Linked DNA regions of Homo sapiens: region 2 is linked to region 1. Evidence: read pairs that join two places in POLR2A ChIA-PET (ENCODE). Cell type or tissue: HepG2. All regions are shown on one strand. Links, peaks and the distances in the headings refer to the core of each region. The heading gives the core; the rest is flanking DNA.

The links. ChIA-PET counts read pairs that join two places held together with the same protein. Peaks named below come from ENCODE experiments on the same cell type or tissue, not always from the same donor. Only the 100,000 strongest peaks of a DNase experiment are listed, where the experiment ranks them.
Region 2: POLR2A ChIA-PET joins it to region 1 with 9 read pairs; 3 of 35 experiments call an interaction of 5 or more read pairs at or near these places.

The regions. Positions count from the first base shown.
Region 1 is chr20:47,368,348-47,373,610 of GRCh38, forward strand. No RefSeq gene overlaps it. Among named protein-coding and RNA genes, the nearest start is that of ZMYND8, 14 kb to the left of the region's middle. RefSeq lists an enhancer at 4,381-4,999. In HepG2, for the core only: no CTCF peak of the experiment used is centred there; DNase peaks (open chromatin) are centred at 2,694 and 4,694; H3K4me3 peaks cover 370 bases.
Region 2 is chr20:47,582,456-47,587,948 of GRCh38, forward strand. NCOA3 (nuclear receptor coactivator 3) reads left to right here. Exons shown (of 23, transcript NM_181659.3): 2 at 728-806. Among named protein-coding and RNA genes, the nearest start is that of NCOA3, 83 kb to the left of the region's middle. In HepG2, for the core only: no CTCF peak of the experiment used is centred there; no DNase peak of the experiment used is centred there.

The DNA.
Region 1 (5,263 bases), core at 264-5,263:
TCTGTTGATTTGAGTGAACGTCAATTCCTGGGGCTCAGTACAAATGCTTTAAAACAATTTGCTCAATACTGGGCACAATAGGCTTAATGTGGCCTTGCTAAGTTCCTGGAGTGACTTCTATGGGCTTTAGCCTCCTCCTGCTGCCACCACTGCCTCCATCGCCCTCCTCGTTGTCATGACGACATCTCCTCCTCCTCATCTTTACCTTGGAAGAGTGGCTTGCACTTATTGAGGTGCCATGTGCCAGGCACTGTTCCAAACACACTTTACGTATTAATTAATTTAACCCCTCCAACAACCCTATGAGGCAGGTACAAGGATAACCCCCATTTTACAGGTGAGAAACCTGAGGTGCAGAGAGATCAAGTAATTTACACATCTGAAAAAAGGAAAACATTCATAAGAAAAATGAAACCTCAGCCTACTTGGCCTCTAAAATTTCAAGAAGCTAAAACTATGGAGAAACCAACACTTACAGGTGATCAGGAACCAATTTACCAACAACAGCAGCAAAAAATAGACCAAACACAAACAGAAATTCCAGAGAGGGCAATTCAATCACAATTCATCTCGTGTTCTGAGGCCCCCCAAACCTCCCTGTGTTTTCCATCCACCTGGTCCCTCAAGTCCCAGATCTGGACATCACCCTTGACCACCGCTTCCCCATCTCCCATCCCAAGCCCTGTGGCTTCACCTTCTGAGCGCCTTCCACTGCCGACTGCGGCGGCGTAGCTCCATTCTGCACAGGTGCTTGGCTCCAGAGCCACCATTATCTGCTATCTGGGCTGGAAGGGAACAGCCTCCTCACCCCGACTCTGCTCCCATCCTCCACCCTCAGCTGCTGGAAGGATCTTTTGAAATTTCAATTTGGGCCAGATCACATCCCCATCCCCCAACCCCCACCTCTAAAACCCTTCACAGGTTTCCCATTGTTCTCAGGCCACAGTCTGAAATTCTTCAACGAGCCCTAGGGGGCCTGTAGGATTCCCTTCTCCAGCTTTTGCTCAGGGTCTGAGCTCCAGCCAGCTTCAAAGACTGAGTGAGTTTGCCTGGATTCAAATCTTGGCTCTGCCTTTCACTCACTGTGCCACCGCATGTAAGTAACTTAACCTCTCTGGGCCTCTAAAGTGGGGATAATAGCACCTCCTAGAGTGTTGTCAGGATTAAATTAATTCATGTAGTAAAAAGTGCTCACTTAGCACAGCATCTGGCACCCAGTTAGCTATTGCTATTGTTATTGCTGTCAGGTAACTCCTACTCATCCTTCAAAACCCAACACAAAATTCATTTCTTCAGGACAGCCTTCCCAGACTCATTTCCCAAAAAAAATCAGATCCTAGGCTGGGCATGGTGGCTCACGCCAGTAATCCCAGCACTTTAGGAGGCCGAGGTGTGTGATCACCTGAGGTCAGGAGTTCAGGACCAGCCTGGCCAACATGGTGAAACCCCGTCTCTACTAAAAAATACAAAAATTAGCCGGGTGTGGTGGCGGGCGCTTGTAATCCCAGCTACTCTGGAGGCTGAGACAGGAGAATTGCTTAAACCTGGGAGGCGGAGGTTGCAGTGAGCGAGATCATGCCACTGCACTCCAGCCTGGGCGACAAGAGCAAAACTCTGTCTCAAAAAAAAAAAATCAGATCCTCCAGTTATATGGTGTCCTCATAGTGCCCATGACAATCATAATTTAATACTTTATACATGTTTAATCACCAGGTACAAATTTTATTTTATTTTTTTTGAGACAGAGTCTTGCTCTGTCACCCAAGCTGGAGTTCAGTGGCCCGATCTTGGCTCACTGCAACCTCCATCCCAGGTTCAAGCGATTCTCCCACCTCAGCCTCCTGAGTAGCTGGGACTACTGGCACGAAACACCATACCCAACTAATTTTTGTATTTTTTGTAGAGACGGGGTTTCGCCACTTGCCCAGGCTGGTCTTGAAGTCCTGGGCTCAAGCAATCCGCCTGCCTTGAACTCTCAAAGTACTGGGATTACAGATGTGAGCCACCGTGCCGGGCAGGTATAAATTCCTATGATCGAGTTCTTACCTACTGTCTGTTTTGTTCAATTCTGTATCACTCTGGCACATAGTAGGTGCTCAAAAATAATTTGGTGAATATTGGACAAGAGAGTAGCTGAATGAATCAGCTGCAGAGGAGCCCAAATCCCCACTTTTCAAGTTAAATAATTAGAAAAATCGGCTTTTGGCCAGGCGTGGTGGCTCACACCTGTAATCCCAGCACTGTGGGAGGCCGAGGCAGGCGGATCACGAGGTCAGGAGATCGAGACCGTCTTGGCTAACACGGTGAAACCTCGTCTCTATTAAAAATACAAAAAAAATTAGCCGGGCGTGGTGGCGGGCACCTATAGTCCCAGCTACTCGGGAGGCTGAGGCAGGAGAATGGCATGAACCCGGGAGGCGGAGCTTGCAGTGAGCCAAGATTGCGCCACTGCACTCCAGCCTGGGTGACAGAGCGAGACTCTGTCTCAAAAAAAAAAAAAAAAGAAAAATCGGCTTTTAATGAGGATGCAGGAAAACTGAAGCCCACTGAGGGTAACTGGGTTACAAAAGGAAGCCGCAGTGATTCCAATGTAAAGCAAAACTGGGAGCGTGGCCCAGAGAGCTGCAGTGCAGGGGCTGGGTTAGCCTAAGAGCTGACTACTTGGTATTCACAGCAAGCAGCTCAAACAAAGAGAGAGGAGAGGGACGAATTCCATGGGGAGCTGAAGGCCAAAGGCCCGAAGCTGAAGGCAGAAGTGGTGGATTACCCTGGGGGCGGGAGGCTTCCAGCTGCAGAAATCGCCCAGATTCTAGGAATCCATCCCACCCGTGCCCCTGCTCACTGCTGTCTTACCTGAATTGCCTGCCCGCAACCCTTCGGCTCACCAGCCTCGGGAACAGTGACTCACTCCAATGCCTCTGGTCCCAGCTACAGCCCAGGCCTCCACCAGCCTGATGTCAGAACCTCTGTAGGGTGGCCAGGTCTAGCAAATACAAATACAGGATGCCCAGTTCAGTTTGAATTTCAGATAAACAAGGAATCTTTTTTTTAGTATAAGTACATCCTGTATCAGTCTGGCACCTCTACCTCTCTGGTCCCATCAAACTCTCCCCAGCAATGTCCTTTCACAGTTACCTTTCTGCTGCTCAGAGTCTTGAGCCTCCTTGGAAGATAAACTGGCCCCCTGTGACCTCTGGGTAAGGGAGAAACCAACGCCAGCCGAATAGGGTGGGGTAAGGACCTCCCCGCCACCACCAAAAAAAAAAAAAAAAATGCAGGCACAGTGGCTGAAGCCTGTAATCCCAGTGCTTTGGGAGGCTGACTTGGGAGGATCCTTGAGGCTAGGAGTTTGAGACCAGCCTGAGCAACACAGCACGATCTCTTCTCTACAAAAAATTTTAAAAATTAACTGGGCTTGGTGGTGCACACCTGTAGTCCCACCTACTCAGGAGGCAGAGGCAAGAGGATTACTTGAGCCCAGGAGTTCAAGGCTGCAGTAAGCTATGATCATGGCACTGCACTCCAGCCTGGGTGACAGAGCAAAACCGCATCTGAGAAAAAAAGGAAAAATAAATGACCTACCCAGTTCTTAGCACAGAATACATTCTCCATAAAAAGCAACTTCATACAGCCATCCTTTACTCTACGGTCACCTAGGGGCCTCTCACAAGTCCTTGTGAGATACATGGCATGGATGGTTGAACCCTTTTCACAGAGGAGAAAACTGGGGGCCTGCTAATTGGTGGAAGGGCCAAGAAGAAAAGTCCTGCTCTTTAGGATTCTGCTGCTAAAGCTCTGCTGGAGTCTGTCAGATGTGAATATGCAGGAAACTATAAGCCACATGAGAGCAGGTTAACTGTGGCTTCACCGATGGACTCCTGGATCCCAGCACAGTGCTCCAGCCCTTAGCAGCTGCTCCGGAAATAACTGCAGAGCAGCTGAGCGTGATGCCTCACGCCTGTAATCCCAGCACTTTGGGAGGCCGAGAGGGGCGGATCACTTGAGGTCAGGAGTTCGAGACCAGCCTGGCCTTCATGGCAAAACCTCATCGCCACTAAAAACACAAAAGTTAGTTAAGTGTGGTGGTGGGTGCCTGTAATCCCAGCTACTCAGGAGGCTGAGGCAGAAGAATCGCTTGAACCCGGGAGGTGGAGGTTGCAGTGAGCCGAGATCACACCACTGCACCCTAACCTGGGTGACAGAGTGAAACTCTGCCTCAAAAAAAGAAAGAAATAATTGCAGAGCGAATACAAATCCACCAGAGTCTCCACGACGACCTGATAATAGAGCACACACTTGTGGTCAGGCCCCTTCTCTCAATCTCTCTCTCTCTCTCTCTCTCTCTCTCTCTCTCTCTCTCTCTGTCTCTCCCCTGCACCCCTCTGCCCTGCCCCATGTTCTGGGTCTTGAGCCCAGGTCTGTCTTTCTGTGCTGTCTCCGTAGCCCCAACTACATGGCTACGTGGTGGGGAGAAGGAGAGGATGAAGCTTAAGGCAGATTTCTGGCTTTTCTCCCCAAATGAAGCAAAATAACAAATGTAGCTTCAAAAGGAAAGCAGCATGATCATGGAAATGTCAAAACAGCCACGTTCTTTTCTAGCCAGGCAGAAGAGACTTTATAGAACCTGACTCAACACAGTTGCATTCAGCATTCCTTAAACACCTAACATAAGCTCCCCTTTACTGGCAAATTGCCCTGAAACAATTAGGAGGTAAAGGAATTCCCAGAAGAAAAGGATTTTCTAGGGCCTTTGAAGAGATGTGTTGACTCTAACCCAAACAACCCTCTGAGAACATGGAGCCACTTGGTTAGCTCTCTTTGAGAGTTGTCCAACAGGTAAAGCAGGGGCATCCACCAGTATCTGTTTTTAATTGCTTCTGTCTTTACCCAAGGTCAGAAATGAACATTGGGATTTGACTGAGGAGTTACTTTCCATTTCTTACTTATGTTTTCTTTATTCAGTTATAGGGACAGGGTGGCCATGGGGATGGTGAGGGAAGTTTGGACTTTGAGACCATTTTGATCAGGGCCTTTACTCTTTATAAATGGGAAGTGACTTGCAGGCATTAATAGGCTCATCAGGTTCTCACCTTTGGTGCATCTCCCCCATGGTCAGTGCCAGCCTAGTCATGGATCTCGACCTGATCAGTGGACTTTTCTCCATAAACTTTCCCTAACACCTGGAGAGATACTTCAGCTGCAATGTCACCTCCTCAGAGAGGCCTTCCTTGATTGCATTATCTAGAGGAGATTCCCACCCAGC
Region 2 (5,493 bases), core at 315-5,314, 210 kb after region 1:
ACCCACCTCGGCCTCCCAAAGTGCTGGGATTCGAGGCATGAGCCACTGCGCCTGGCCCTGACTTTTGTTTTTTAATTTTTATTTTTTTGTGTGTGGAGATGGTGTCTTGCTATGTTGCTCAGGCTGATCTTGAACTCCTGGCCTCAAGCGGTCCTCCTACCTCAGCCTTTCAAAGTTCTGGGATTATAGGCATGAGCCACTGCGCCTGGCCCTATGCTTGACTTTTCAAACAGAAGTAGTGATTATATGGTACAATAAGACATCTACTCAAATTCCTAGGAAGAGGTGGTGTACTTGATAGCTTTTGTTTGTTTCATATATCCAGGGAAGGGAAAAATGGGAAGACTTAATTTTTTTGAGAGAGAATCTCGCTCTGTCACCCTGGCTGGAGTGCAGTGGCATAGTCTCGGGTCACTGCAACCTCTGCCTCCCAGGTTCAAGTGATTCTCCTGCTTCAACCTCCTGAGTAGTTGGGATTACAGGCGGATGCCATGTCGCCCGGCTAATTTCTGTATTTTTAGTAGAGTTGGGGTTTTGCCATGTTGGCCAGGCCAGCCTTGAACTCCTGACCTCAAGTGATTTGCCCGCCTTGCCTCCCAAAGTGCTGGGATTACAGGCGTGAGCCACCACGCCCGGCTGGAAGACTTAATTTGTGGGTGACTAATCATAATGCTTAAATGAAGAAAAGACAATAAAATTCAATCCCTCCTCTTCTTTTTGTCCTCAGGATCAAAATACTTGCTGGATGGTGGACTCAGAGACCAATAAAAATAAACTGCTTGAACATCCTTTGACTGGTTAGCCAGGTAATTCAGCTTTAGTTTGATTTGATCCTTTGTAATTTTTTGTCTTCAACCTTCTGAAGATATTACCCTCCTCTTTAATTTATGATTTAATTAAAACTATTTATGCTTCATGTTTTTCTCTTTAATGATTATTAAATGAATGTGCTTAGAGTACTTGAGTGAATACGTATGTGTATGTACAGTTGGCCCTTGAACAACTGAGGACTGGGGACACTGACCCCTTGTTCAGTAAAAAATGTGCAGAACTTTCGACTCCCCCCAAACTTAACTACTAATAACCTCCTCTTGCCTAGAAGCCTCACTGTTAATATAAACAGCTGATTAACACATATTTTGTATGTTACATATATTATATCCTGTATTCTTACAATAAAGTAAGCTAGAGAAAATAAAATGTTATTAAGAAAATTATGGCCAAGTGCAGTGACTCATGTTTATAATCCTAGCACTTTGAGAGGCTGAGGTGGTTAGATCACCTGAGTCCAGGAGTTTGAGAACAGTCTGGGCAACAGAGCGAAACCCCATCTCTACAGAGAATGCAAAAACTAGCCAGACATAGTGGCCTGTGCCTTAGTCCCTAGCACTAGAGACACTGAGGTGGGAGGATTGCCTGTGCCCATGAGGTTGAGGCTGCGCCTCAGCTGTGATTGTGCCACTGCACTCTAGCCTGGGCAACAGAATGAAACCCTGTCTCCAAAAAGAAAAAAAAGAAATAGAAAAAAGGAGAAAATTTTAAGGAGGCTGGACATGGTGGCTCACTCATATGCTCACAACTATGATCCTAGCACTTTGGGGATTGGAGGTGGGAGGATCACTTGAGGCCAGGAGTTGGAGACCAGCCTAAACAACACAGTAACACCCCCAGTTCTACAAAACACACAAAAAATTAGCTAGCAAGGTGGTGTGCGCTTGTAGTCCTAGCTGCTTGGGAGGCTGAGGTGGGAGATTGCTTGATCTCAGGAGTTTGAAGCTGCAGTGAGCTATGACTGCACCACTACACTTCAGCATGGGCAACAGTATGAAACCTTGTCTCTAGAAAATAAGTAAATAAATAAATAATTAAAAAGGAAAGACATGGCCGGATGCGGTGGCGCATGCCTGTAATCCCAGCACTTTGGGAGGCCAAGGTGGGTGGATCACCTGAGGTTAGGAGTTTGAGACCAGCCTGGCCAATGTGGTGAAGCTCCGTCTCTACTAAAAATACAAAAATTAGCCGGGCATAGTGGCGTGTGCCTGTAATCCCAGCTACTCGAAAAGCTGAGGCAGGAAAATCACTTGAACCTTGGAGGTGGAGGTTGTAGTGAGCTGAGATCATGCTACAGCACTCCAGCCTGGGCAACAGAGTGAGACTTCATCTCAAAAAAAAAAAAAAAAGTCATAAGGAAGAGAAAATATACATATTATTCATTAAGTGGATCATCATAAAGGTCTTCATTCTTTTCGTGAGGTTGAGTAGGCTTGAGGAGGAGAAAGAAGAGGAAATGTTGGTCCTACTGTCTTAGGCATGGCAGAAATAGAGAAAAATCTGCGTATAACAGAACAAATGCAGTTCAAATGTGTTGTACAAGGGGTTATGGTATTCGTATATATGTATATACATACAAATACAAACATAATTTTGGGGGAAGAGAAGAAATTCCCCCTCCTTATGTGTGAATATTTTAATGGCATTTAGTCAAACATCTGAATTAGCCTAACTTACATTTGCTGTTTCACCTTGTGAAGACAAATTTCCCCAGATTGCTTGTGCTGGCAAATAACATTTCATCTAACCCCTTTCTTAACTTTTTTTTTTTTTTTTTTTTTTTTTGAGACAGACTCCCTCTGTCACCCAGGCTGGAGTGCAGTGGTGTGATCTCGGCTTACTGCAGCTTCTGCCTCCTGGATTCAAGCAATTCTCATGCCTCAGCCTCCCAAGTAGCTGGGATTACAGGCGTGCACGGCCACATCCGGCTAAGTTTTGTATTTTTGGTAGAGATGGGATTTCACCATGTTGGCCAGGCTGAAACTCCTGGCCTCAAGTGACGTGCCTGCCTTGGCCTAAAGTGCTGGGATTATAGGCGTGAGCCACTACGCCTGGCCCCTTTTCTTAACTTTTAATATTACATCAGAATAGGAAAAATGAGAATAGAAAAAGCTGTCTAGTTGCCGAGAAAACAATCATGCTTTGCTTAGCTAAATTTCTTTTGGTAATCCCATCATTCTCTTGGTTAGCTAGGTTTGAAATCTGAGTTGTCTTTGAATCCCACCGTACTCTGATTCATTTGGTAAGCAGGCTTTATCTGGCTTTCTATTTTCATGTGTCCTGTATTTGTTCCACTTTCTGTTCCTAATTTTAGCTTCCGAGGCCAAGACCCCATAATTTCATGAGGGTGTTTTTCCTTGTCTCTACTGCTTCCTTGTCCACTCACTTAAAATTTAGCTAGATTTTCCTAAATGTATACTTTTAGCCAAGCTTATGTTGTGCTCTAAGTTTTGTGCTACCTTTCCTTGGCTTACAGAAAGAAAAAGTACAAACTCCCTTCTCTGACATTTCAAATGGTACTTTATCTGAGAATCTATCCAAGTTACCAGCCTTAGGTCTTGCAATTTCCCTGTAAAATCCCTCAGTTAATTGTGATATATACCCATTCTTCTGAACATGGCAGAGAACTATCTCCACAGGTTTTTTTTTTTTTTTTTTGAGACAGAGTTTGTTACCCAGCTTGGAGTGCAATGGCGCGATCTTGTTTCACTGCAACCTCCACTTCCAGGGTCAAGTGATTCTCCTGCCTCAGCCTCCTGAGTAGCTGGGATTACAGGCACGCGCCACCCTGCCCGGCTAATTTTGTATTTTTAGTAGAGACGGGGTTTCACCATGTTGGCCAGGCTGGTCTTGAACTCCTGACCTTAGGTGATCTACCTGCCTCGGCCTCCCAAAGTGCTGGGGTTACAGGTGTGAACCACTGTGCTCGGCCAATTTTTTCTTTTTTAAATACCTTTTATTTGGAAGTATACATTTACAAAAGTTACAAAAATATAGTATAAAGAACATCTGGATATCCGTTATCCAGACTTACCCACTTGCTTATTTGTATTTGTGCTGTCCTACTCTCTTTTCTCTTTTTCTACCCACGTAAACACACACACAATTTTTTTTTTTAACCATTTGAGGGTGAGTTACATATGTTATGCTTCTTTCCCCTAATACTTCTGTTGTATTCCTACAGATAGGGTCATTCTCTTATATAACCATGGTACAGTTAATAACTTCATAAATGGACATCGATGAAATCTATCGCCCATATTCCAGTTTTGTCAGTTGACCTAAGAAAGTCTCTTGTAGCATTTTCTATGCTTCCTGTATAGACTACAGTCTGGGGTCAGGTTCTGCATTCAGTTATTATTTCTCTTTGGCCTCCTTTTTCCTGGGATATTTTCACAGCCTGTCTTTATCTCTTATGACATTGGCATTTTTGAGAACACAACCCTTCCCTAACCCCTTTACTCTGTTCAGTGGAGATGTTCTTCATTTTATGTTGGTCTGAAATTTCCTTGTGATTAGATTAAGATGTTATGGATTCTTGGCAGGAATACTGCATCCGCAATGTGATACTCTGAGATGGAGTCATATGACGTCCGTCTGTCCCTTATTGTGATGCAAATTTTGATCCCTTGGCCAAGGTGTTGCCAGATTTCTCCACCATTTGGTTTTTTTGCCCTCTCTTTTGCCAAGCAATAAGCAGCTTGTGGGGAAACAATGCAGATATTCTGATTCTTTTCACGGTTTCTTCTAGATTTAGCATCCATTGACTCTTGTCTGATCCAGCTTTTTATTGTGATGATTGCAAAATGGTCATTTTTTTCTTTCCAGCATTCCTTTCCCATTACCCGTCGGATCTTGGCTGTATTCCATAATCAATAGCCCTATGTATTGGTGATGGATTCATGAATTCCTATTTTTTGAATGGTTTACAATTCACTTACCCTGCTTAATTATTTTAGTGCTCAAATTGTCCTAGAAGTTTGGCTAGTGAAACTCCTGTAAGTGGGCCGCTGTGTCCTTGTGGGGAATAAAAGTTTTAGAGACCAAGATCTCTCTGAGTGCTAGGTGTCCTCACTACTTCTGGGCTGTTTTCTCATCTTGGCCTTTTTAGTGGATAGAGCTAGGAAATAATATGCATGCTTATACACATACATGTACATATACATACTCATACAGTCATCCCTTCGTACCTGAGGGTGATTGGGTCTAAGACCCTTTGTGTGCACCAAAATCTGCTGATGCTTAAGTTCTTTAAACTATAAAGTAGCAATTGTATTTGCATATAACCCATGTTCAATTTCTTGTATGCTTTAAGTCATCTCTAGATTACTTATAAGAATCTAACACAGTGTAAATACTGTGTAGGTTGTTGTTAAACTGTATTTTTTAATTTGTATTTTATTGCTGTATTGTTTTTTTAAATTTATTTTTTGAGTATTTTTGATCCATGGATGCAGAATCCACGATACAGAGGGCCGACTTCGCATGTGTTCATTGAAACATACATATACATATTTTAGAAATCATGAGCTTATATCAGTATGTACGTCTTTATTCCATGTCTACAGGGTTCTTTGTACTTCATTTTTTATTTTTATGTCCCTTATTATTATGTGGGAATCCTGACTCTCAACCTTAGTACATTTACTCATTTGCCTAATC